Regions from separate parts of the Homo sapiens genome. Here region 2 is linked to region 1. A link is a contact called in ENCODE Hi-C or POLR2A ChIA-PET data. All regions are on one chromosome and are shown on one strand. Each heading gives the region's core, a stretch centred on a gene start or an enhancer-like site at or near the end of the contact. The rest is flanking DNA. Distances are from core to core; before and after follow the strand shown. Region 1 overlaps SVIL (supervillin). Region 2 overlaps SVIL (supervillin).

What was found. Hi-C counts contacts between places; a loop is a spot of excess contacts on that map. ChIA-PET counts read pairs that join two places held with the same protein, here RNA polymerase II (POLR2A). Pooled maps may share reads with other maps.
Region 2: POLR2A ChIA-PET joins it to region 1 with 12 read pairs in BJ. The contact joins two enhancer-like sites. A Hi-C loop is called at or near these places in 2 of 50 pooled maps. POLR2A ChIA-PET finds 5 or more read pairs at or near these places in 2 of 52 experiments (BJ and activated T-cell).

What each region holds. Positions count from the first base shown.
Region 1 is chr10:29,462,595-29,467,403 of GRCh38, reverse strand. SVIL (supervillin) reads left to right here. Exons shown (of 38, transcript NM_021738.3): 34 at 1,654-1,809; 35 at 3,769-3,912. The region is part of intron 2 of SVIL-AS1 (SVIL antisense RNA 1); the gene reads right to left. Among named protein-coding and RNA genes, the nearest start is that of SVIL-AS1, 55 kb to the right of the region's middle. Within about 2 kb of position 2,688, at least 3 of the 41 ENCODE cell types and tissues checked have a DNase peak (open chromatin) inside an H3K27ac peak, as active enhancers do.
Region 2 is chr10:29,550,457-29,555,265 of GRCh38, reverse strand. It overlaps SVIL (supervillin), which reads left to right. Exons shown (of 38, transcript NM_021738.3): 4 at 158-215; 5 at 332-483; 6 at 4,003-4,669. The coding sequence starts at 208. Among named protein-coding and RNA genes, the nearest start is that of MIR604, 7.8 kb to the right of the region's middle. Within about 2 kb of position 1,250, at least 5 of the 41 ENCODE cell types and tissues checked have a DNase peak (open chromatin) inside an H3K27ac peak, as active enhancers do.

The DNA of each region.
Region 1 (4,809 bases), core at 1,439-3,938:
CCGGGGACCAAGCCACCTTCCAGGGTCTTAGGGACTCAGGGCACCATTTTCTTTCTTTCCTCATAGCTGCCACCTGAGAAATAGCAGTCCTCTGGGTGTTGGAGTGCGATCTGGGGAAGGAAGCCGGCCTCTTATCCCCTTTCCAGAGCCCTTCAGTCATTAACCTATTTGGAAATACAAAGATCGTGTCTGTATAGAACAGGCACTCCCATTCACCAGAGTGAGGTTAGGTGTGTATATGTGTACTTTCCCAGCTGTTCTAAAAATACAGATGAACATTAGAAGGAAAGCGAACTTTTGTTAAGCAGTTCCAGTAAGCCAGACACCAGCCAGCACCTTACATATAGTAACTCCGTTAGTACAACCCAACACTCTGCCATTTTTACAGATGAGGAAACTGAGGCATACAGAAGTTAATCAACTTGCCCAAGGCTGGGCAGCAATGGAGTATCCTCATAACTGCTCCATAATACTCTGCCCCTCAATGTTTATAAACTTTTATATAGCTTTTTAAACATAATGCCTAGAAAACGTTTGAAATTATGGAGAAGTTAAAAAAAGAAATGAAGTCACTTATAACCACATTTCTCAGAACAGAATTCACATTTCTCTATGCTATATATAATATCTATTTTAAAAAATAATATGTGGATCTACTGTTTTGTAACCTTTTTTCCTTTATAATGAATAATTTCCCAAGTTATTAAAATTTAGATTTCTAATGGCTGTGAGATATTCTGTTATACTGTGAATATATGCCACTCTCTACCTGACAGTCTCTGACAGCTGGGGAGTTGAGTTGTTTCTTATTTCTGATTTTTCTCCCTTATACAATAATGCAGTTTGAATACTTTTTAAAATAATCCTATACATTCATTCCTAATTGAGAGGAATTCCTAGATGTGGAACCGCTGTGCTTGTCATAAAATCTGATAGCATGTATCAGCTCGGGCCAAGTTTCATTCTCACCTGCAATACACAGAAGCGTTCATTTCTCAGCACAATCATAAATTCAGCATATTATTTTTTCCTCTTTGCCAAATTGATGAAAGGAGACAGATAGCTAAGCATTGTTTTGTTTTACTTAGAAGTACATATAGATGTATATTTATATACATGTATAATGTATATAAAATACAATATATGTATATTTATGTTATATAACATATATGCATATTTATGTTACATATGTGTATGTGATATACACATACATATATCTGTGTATAGATATGCATATATACACAGTATCTATATATATTTTTTAGCCATTTTAATTTCTACTTTGGTGAGTGTTCTATTTGTGTCTTTTGCACATTTTATTGATATTTATTTTTTCCTTATGTATGTCCCTTCATGTATTAAGGATATTAACTAGTTGCTGTATTACAAATATTTCCCATTTGTTACTTGGTTTTTCTTTTCTTTTTAATTTTGCATTGTTTTTCATTTTTATATAATTAATGCATTATTTTCCCTTTTGATTGGTTCTTTTACTATTGCACTTGAAAAGGCTTTCTCCACCTTGAAGCTCAGATAAATCCTACCTGTGTTTCCACAGTGCTTTGAATTATTTCATATTTTACATTCATTCTTCATCTGGAATTTACTTTGATGCACATGATATCTTCAGCTTTGTTCTCTTTTCTTTCAAAGATCCTGGAAGTTTTAACTTCGCGCCCCGCCTGTTCATCCTCAGCAGCTCCTCTGGGGATTTTGCAGCCACAGAGTTTGTGTACCCTGCCCGAGCCCCCTCTGTGGTCAGTTCCATGCCCTTCCTGCAGGAAGATCTGTACAGCGCGCCCCAGCCAGGTAAGGCCTGCAGGGGGCAGCTATGCTGAGCAGTAGAAGGCACATCTTCCAGAAAGCCTTTTGATTTTACGTTGGTATTTATTAAGCAGCTTCTGTTTGCCAAGTACATTCCCAGAGCACCCAGAACATGTGCTTACACTCTTTTCATCCTCACCCCTACACCAAAAGGAAGGAGAGTGAAATCAGCCACACTTTATAGCATAAGGAACGAGACTCAAGTCACTTAACCCACCCAAAGACGTCAGCTAAGAACAGGTTGAGCACCACAGCGGCAGGCCTGGCGTCTCCGCTCTTTTCCCAGCCTTCCTCTCAGTCTTGTTGCTGCATGGTCACCCGTCGACTGCCATTGCTCCAGCCATTATGTTTGCATTCAAGATAGAAAGAGAAAGAAAGGGGAAGGAAAAAAGCCCACCTAATAGCCACTCTCTCTCTTTAATCAGATAAAGCACGTGTTTTCCCAGAAGCCCCCAGCAGACTTCTGCTTACATCCCATTGGCCGGAGCCTGTCACATGGCCAGCCCCAGCTGCAAGGGAGCCTGGGGAAGCAAATGGCAGAGGAGAAGGATGTTGGGGTATTGGCTAAGTTAGCCAGGGAACAGGGTCTGCCATACCAAGTCTCCACAGCAGAGCCAAGACTCCAGCCCAGGTCTTCTGATCCCAAGGTCAGGGCTCTGTGCCCTCATTCTGGTTGGGAAAGTAACAAGAGACTGGGCTTGACAACCCCTCCCACCCACCCTCCAATGAAGCCAAGGTCAGCTGCCTCTCAGTTTGTGTTTGTTGCTTCTCACATTACAAGAGCCTGGAGCTGCAGCCAGGGACCTCATCTTGCACCGGGATCTCAGGGCAGCACTGAAAGTTTGCCCAGTGCACATGTCATGCTTGGAAAATCAGCCACCAGTAAGAGAGGGTGTGCCCACGCCCTTCATCCTGGGGCTCAGGGCGGGTTATCAACCTCCACTGGGCTTTTAAAGTGTGGTTTTCACAGAATCCTGAAATGCATGTCAGGAAAGGACTTACAGTGAGCCGACTAGCAAGAGTGAGAGGCATTTTGCCACCTGGAGTAAGAGTCAGACTGACAATTTGAGGAGGAGAAAAAGGTAGGAGGAAAAGGCAGTAGAACAGTTTTGATTTTTATTTCCTTTTATTTTATTTTTTAGAGACAGGGTCTTACTCTGTCATCCAGGCTGGAGTGCAGTGGCGCAGTCATGGCTCACTGCAGCCTCTAACTCTTGGGCTCAAGCGATCCTCTCTCCTTAGCTTCCTGAGTAGTGGAGACTACATGCATGCAGCACCATGCCTCGCTAATTTTTTTTTTCTTTTTGTAGAGATAGGGTCTCATCATGTGGCCCAGGCTGGTCTTCAACCTCCGGGCTCAAGCAGTCCTTCCTCCTCAGCCTCCCAAAGCACTGGGATTACAGGCATGAGCCACCACTCCCGGTGGCAGTTTTGCTTTTTAAGGCCCATTTCTCTGTAAGAGAGCCATGAGCTCACCTCACTGCTAAGCAATCGCGTGCAGGGCAGGAACGCCACTGACCTGTCTGCAGTGAGATGTGCGCTCCAGTGTTGATTGTGCTCTTTGGAGATATGCGGTGCTAACAGCCCCTTGAGTGGCACATGCATTATCCCTTCCACTCTTAGCACAGCCCTGCCAGTATCCAGAAGGGCCAGGGCCTTGAGCTGGGGCAAAGGGAGGAGGACCTGGAGGACGAGGAATGAAAAAGACCAACTCCTTGACACCACTTCTCTCTGCCTACAGGCTTCTCCCCGTTGAACTGTCAAAGGGCTGGGGTATCCTGGGTTTCTCTGTTTGCCCCTTTGCCCCTGGTTTGATGGCCAAGGGGGTTTCCCCCTGTGACACTGCAGTCAAGAGGGACAACATCCACTAGGTTGGGGGAGGAGTGAGCTAGAAGTGTCCGTGAAGGAGCTCCTGATGGTCTGGCCCTGTCCCTGCCCTCACAGCACTTTTCCTTGTTGACAATCACCACGAGGTGTACCTCTGGCAAGGCTGGTGGCCCATCGAGAACAAGATCACTGGTTCCGCCCGCATCCGCTGGGCCTCCGACCGGAAGAGTGCGATGGAGACTGTGCTCCAGTACTGCAAAGGTGAGGCTCCCTCTAACATGCCTGCAGCACGGAACAGATGGGGAAGCCCCTCAGGCATGCGCAGCCAGGAGACCCCCTTCCCCTTCTGTGCATGTCAGCCAGCATCCATCCATAAAGCCTGGCAGGTGGTGATGAAACCAATTTTTTCCCCTTTAACTTTTTGAGATGTATTAAGTTTTAGATTAGCGCATTCTCAGCTGCCAGCATGAAGAAGAACTAGTTTTTCTCTCTGATATTATGAGGCTAACTTGTTACCCTCAAGGATAAAGGCTGTATTGTGGAATGCCCCAGGCAGATTAAAACCCCGCTGTACTCGGGGTTGATCATGCTGAGAGACAAGTTGGCCTCTGCCCTGTACATTATCTGCAAGCACTACCACGCTGTTGGAGAATGGAGGTCTCCCCCAAACAGTGAACGGCCATTGCCAACCTTTTTATTATTCATTATTATTTTTAGTATTATATCCAAAGAGAAATACCCATAGTAAGTTCATGGTTCTTTACTATACACATGAAATTTCTAGTCTTTTATATAAAATGAAAATGCCAGTAATTAATCTTATTTAATTTTTATGGTTTCATTGACACAACTAGTTTAATGTCACTGAGTATGTGCAATGGATTCTCTTCCTGAAAAACTCTTTAGCAATAAATAACATATGAAACCTTCCACTCAATGTTATAGTGAATGTGGATGTATAAGATGCTGTCGTTCGCCGTCAGTCATTATGGGAGTTAATCCTGTGCTAGGAAATGAGACGGATGACTCTACAGGTGAATTCAGGAGGAAGAAAATGCTCCACCCAGAAGCTGCAGACAGAGCCTCTCTCTCCCTTCCAGGAATACACAGCGTTTTGTTAGGTTCAAGAAGTATAGACTCAGGTTGATTATAGGTCAC
Region 2 (4,809 bases), core at 1-2,500, 89 kb before region 1:
TTTCCAAGAAAGCAGGAACTTGGTCAGTTTTGCATGTCACTGTGACATAGGAATCAAGAACTGAAATTTGCAGTTCAATAAACACGTTGCATGAGTGAATAAAATGAGCGCACGACTACTAAATACTATATTTTGTTCTTTTTTGGTTTTCTTCCAGTTGCAGAATTAAGACAAATCTTTGAACCAAAGAAGAAAGAATTCTTAGAAATGAAAAGGTAAGATCTTTATAGTGGGAGTTAGGAAGTAGAAGAGAGCTTGGCAAAGCAGTATTCCATTTTCCTTTAGATTCGATCGCTGTTGCTCACTCTGCCTCTTGTGGTGTATTTCACAGAAAAGAAAGAATTGCCAGGCGCCTGGAAGGGATTGAAAATGACACTCAGCCCATCCTCTTGCAGAGCTGCACAGGATTGGTGACTCACCGCCTGCTGGAGGAAGACACCCCTCGATACATGAGAGCCAGCGACCCTGCCAGCCCCCACATCGGTGAGCGTGGAGCTGGGTGGCCCATTTTCCAGCAGGCTGCCTGGCTGGTTACGAGTTGCCCTTTCCACCCAGTGGTATCAGAACATGAGATATTCCACAGAAGTGAATTGTGTGGATATAATTTTTTTAGCACAAGGTTTCACTCTGTCACACAGGCTGGAATGCAGGAGTATGATCATAGCTCGCTGCAGCCTTAACTCCTGGGCTCAAGCTCAAGGGTTCTCCCGCCCCAGCCTCCTGAGTTGCTGGGACTACAGGCTTACACCACCACACCAGGCTAATTTTTTTTTTTAAACATTTTTGTAGAGACAGAGTCTCACTGTTGCCCAGGCTGGTCTCGAACTTCTGGCTTTTAGTGATCCTCCCACCTTGGCCTTCCAAAGTGCTGAAAATACAAGCGTGAGCCAGTGGACTTGGCCTAATTTTTTGTTAAATGTATTTGTTTTTTGTTTATTTTTATTTTTATTTTTTTTAGAGACAGAGTCTCACTCTGTCACCTAGGCTGGAGTGCAGTGGCCTGATAAGCTCACTGAAGCCTCAACCTCCCAAGGTCAAGTGATCCTCCCACCTCAGCCTCCCAAGTACCTGGGACTATGAGCGCGTGCCACCATGCCTGGCTATTAAATAGATTTGCTAAAAACAGCAACAACATGTATGTCATCTCTGCCCCGCCTCACGGATCTGGCCTTCCATGTCACAGCAGTATGAAATGATTCCCCTCGCACATTGTTGGGTAACGGAGGCCAGTCATTTTCCTCCCTAGACTGGGGCCCTCAAAGGCAGAAGCTGTGTCTTTCTTCACCCTCAGGGCCCAGCACAGGATCTGTGCTCTAAGATAGGGGCCTCTCAAGGTTCTACCCCAGTACAGGGAGCGGCTGCTCTCAGCAGGGAGCGCTAGAGTCAAAGCTGCACCTTGAATGAGTACGGTTCTTACTCTGGAGATGCAAGAAAACTTTCTATCTAAGTTATCTTAATGTAGATAATTTTAAATACGTTGCATATTTATTTCATATTAAACAGTATGTTGAGTGCACGTGACTCAGCTTTTCCCTAATCACTCAGTCATTGTTGTCATCAAATATTCAACTTGACCTTAGGAGAGGAGAATGCACGCAGGGCTGCTCTTCCCACCACAGTCCCTGGCTCTGAGGAGCTGTGCTGCTGCTTTTTATTTTTTTTATTTAATTGTATTTTATTTTTGGAGATGGAGTTTTGCTCTTGTCGCCCAGGCTGGAGTGCGATGGCAAGATCTTGGCTCACTGCAGCCTCCACCTCCCAGGTTTAAGCGATTCTCCTGCCTCAGCCTCTGGAGTAGCTGGGATTACAGGTGCCCGCCACCATACCGGGCTAATTTTTTTGTATTTTTAGTACAGATGAGGTTTCACCATGTTGGCGAGGCTGGTCTCGAACTCCTGACCTCAGGTGATCCGCCTGCCTCGGCCACCCAAAGTGCTGTGATTACAAGCGTGAGCCACTGTGCCCGGCCATGCTGCTGCTTTTTATAGCCAGTGTTTTCTAGTTTCTAGCTCAGAGACAGCTGTTGATCTCATTTTATGATGTTATCAGTTTGCTTGTCTCTACAGTTTCCAATTTCCTGTGGCCAGAAAGCTAGAAAACTAAGATATTTTAAAATCACATGCAATTATTGAAAAAAAAAAAAAAAAGGCTGGGCTTGGTGGCTCAACACCAGTAATTCCAGCACTTTGGGAGGCTGAGGCAGGAGAATAGCTGGAGCTCAGGAGTGCAAGATTAGCCTGGACAACACGGCCAGACTCCACCTCTTAAAAAGTAATTACACGCTTGAAATATCAATACACAGATCAGAGTCCCAAAATTTATAGCCAGAAATAAACCGTAGTGTACCCGAAATGGTAATCTGTGTAGTATATGTGAAGTTTAAGCTTCACATAGTAGTGAGAAAAGGAGGAATTATTTAATAAAATCATAATGAAAAAAATGGGTTTGCCAGAGGGTGGGAAGAGGCATATCTCTCTTCTCAATTCATACCAAACTCCAAAATTAGTTCCAGTTACTCACCTGTTTAGTTTAAAGAAAATAATGGAAAAGATACATGAATATTTAATTCAGGTGGAATGAAAAAGGCCGTATGGGAAGGGTTAAGGTAATAATGGAATGCCTGTTAGATAGACTGTTAGGACCCTTAAATGATATCTTCAAAATAGATTTCCAAATATGGGAATTTTTTTTTTTTTTTTTTTTGAGACAGAGTCTCACTTTGTTGCCCAGGCTGGAGGGCAGTGGCATGATCTCGGCTCACTGCAACCTCTGCCTCCCGGGTTCAAGTGATTCTCCTGCCTCAGCCTCCTGAGTAGCTGGAATTACAAGCACGCACCACCATGCCTGGCTAATTTTTGCATTTTTAGTAGAGACGGGGTTACACCGTGTTGGTCAGGCTGGTCTCGAACTCCTGACCTCGTGATCTGCCTGCTTCGTGATCCGCCTGCCTCAGCCTCCCAAAGTGCTAGGATTACAGTTGTGAGCCAGCTGGGAAAACATTTTTATAGAATACGGAAAATATTTTTATAGAACATTAATAACTAACTATTTTATAAAGAAAAAATTATATTAACTAGAAGGAATATATAAAAATGTTATTAGTTTGTAGGGTGATGATTGATAGGTTTTTTTTTTTGTTTTGTTTTTTGAGACAAGGTCTTGCTCTCTTGCTCAGGTTAGAGTTCAGTGGCATGATCGATCATAGCTTACTGCAGCCTTGAACTCCTGGGCTGAAGCTATCTGCCCACCTCAGCCTCCTGAGTAGCTGGCACCATGGACATGTGCCATCATGCCCAGCTAATTTTTAAAATAATTTTTGTAGAGGCAGGGTCTCACTATGTTACCCAGGCTGGTCTCGAACTCCTGGCCTCCAGCCACCCTCCCACCTCAGTTTCCCAAAGCGCTGGGATTACAGGTGTGAGCCACTATGCCAGGCTCATATTAGATATTTCCTACACCAGGCATGTGTGTTATAACTGGGGAAAAAAAACACTTCTGTAAAAAAGAAAAGCCTGGTGAATAATGATATGGGCCATATCGTTATGGTTACTCTCAGATCCCCGGAAACCAGCATCCATCACTTGTCCAATGACGGCAGCTCACTTGTCTGCTGTCTTTCCCAGAGGACCCAACTCATCCTATGGCCTCCCACGTGAAATACTGAACTCCACAAAAAAGGGTAAATCAGTAAGGGGAAATAAGCACTGAACAAAGACTGAGGCGCTCTGGGGAGTGAAGGGGCTGAGCTGAAGTTAAAGCCACGCCTTACGGGGCTTGCAGAACGTGCACCATTCACAGCCTTTGTAGATTTCACTGCCGATCTCAGACTTCTTCAACAGCCCAGGTAAATAATCAGTTTAGGCAAACACACCTCGGTGAGAAACTGGTCCTTCACAGCATGGGCACCCAGGTGTGTGCTGTGTGCAGTAGAGTGTCATTCTGTGTGTAAATACATGTCTTTACTTGAAATCTGCACCTCTCATCCATGTGACCTTCTTGTAGGCCGATCAAATGAAGAGGAGGAAACTTCTGATTCTTCTCTAGAAAAGCAAACTCGATCCAAATACTGCACAGAAACCTCCGGTGTCCACGGTGACTCACCCTATGGTTCGGGTACCATGGACACCCACAGTCTGGAGTCCAAAGCCGAAAGAATTGCAAGGTACAAAGCAGAAAGAAGGCGACAGCTGGCAGAGAAGTATGGGCTGACTCTGGATCCCGAGGCCGACTCCGAGTATTTATCCCGCTATACCAAGTCCAGGAAGGAGCCTGATGCTGTCGAGAAGCGGGGAGGAAAAAGTGACAAACAGGAAGAGTCAAGCAGAGATGCTAGTTCTCTGTACCCCGGGACCGAGACGATGGGGCTCAGGACCTGTGCCGGTGAATCCAAGGACTATGCCCTCCATGTGGGTGACGGCTCTTCCGACCCGGAGGTGCTGCTGAACATAGAAAACCAAAGACGAGGTCAAGAGCTGAGTGCCACCCGGCAGGCCCATGACCTGTCCCCAGCAGCCGAGAGTTCCTCGACCTTCTCTTTCTCTGGGCGAGACTCCTCCTTCACTGAAGTGCCACGGTCCCCCAAGCACGCCCACAGCTCCTCCCTGCAGCAGGCAGCCTCCCGGAGCCCCTCCTTTGGTGACCCACAGCTATCCCCTGAGGCCCGACCCAGGTAAGCATCCAGTCCACGCTAAGCACCCTGAACGCAGGACAATACCTTCTTTTTGCCTCTCTGTGTGATAGGGTTTGGCTATTCTAAGCATTATGTGGAAGTCAAGGCTTATTGGAGAAATATCATAGTATATGATTCTT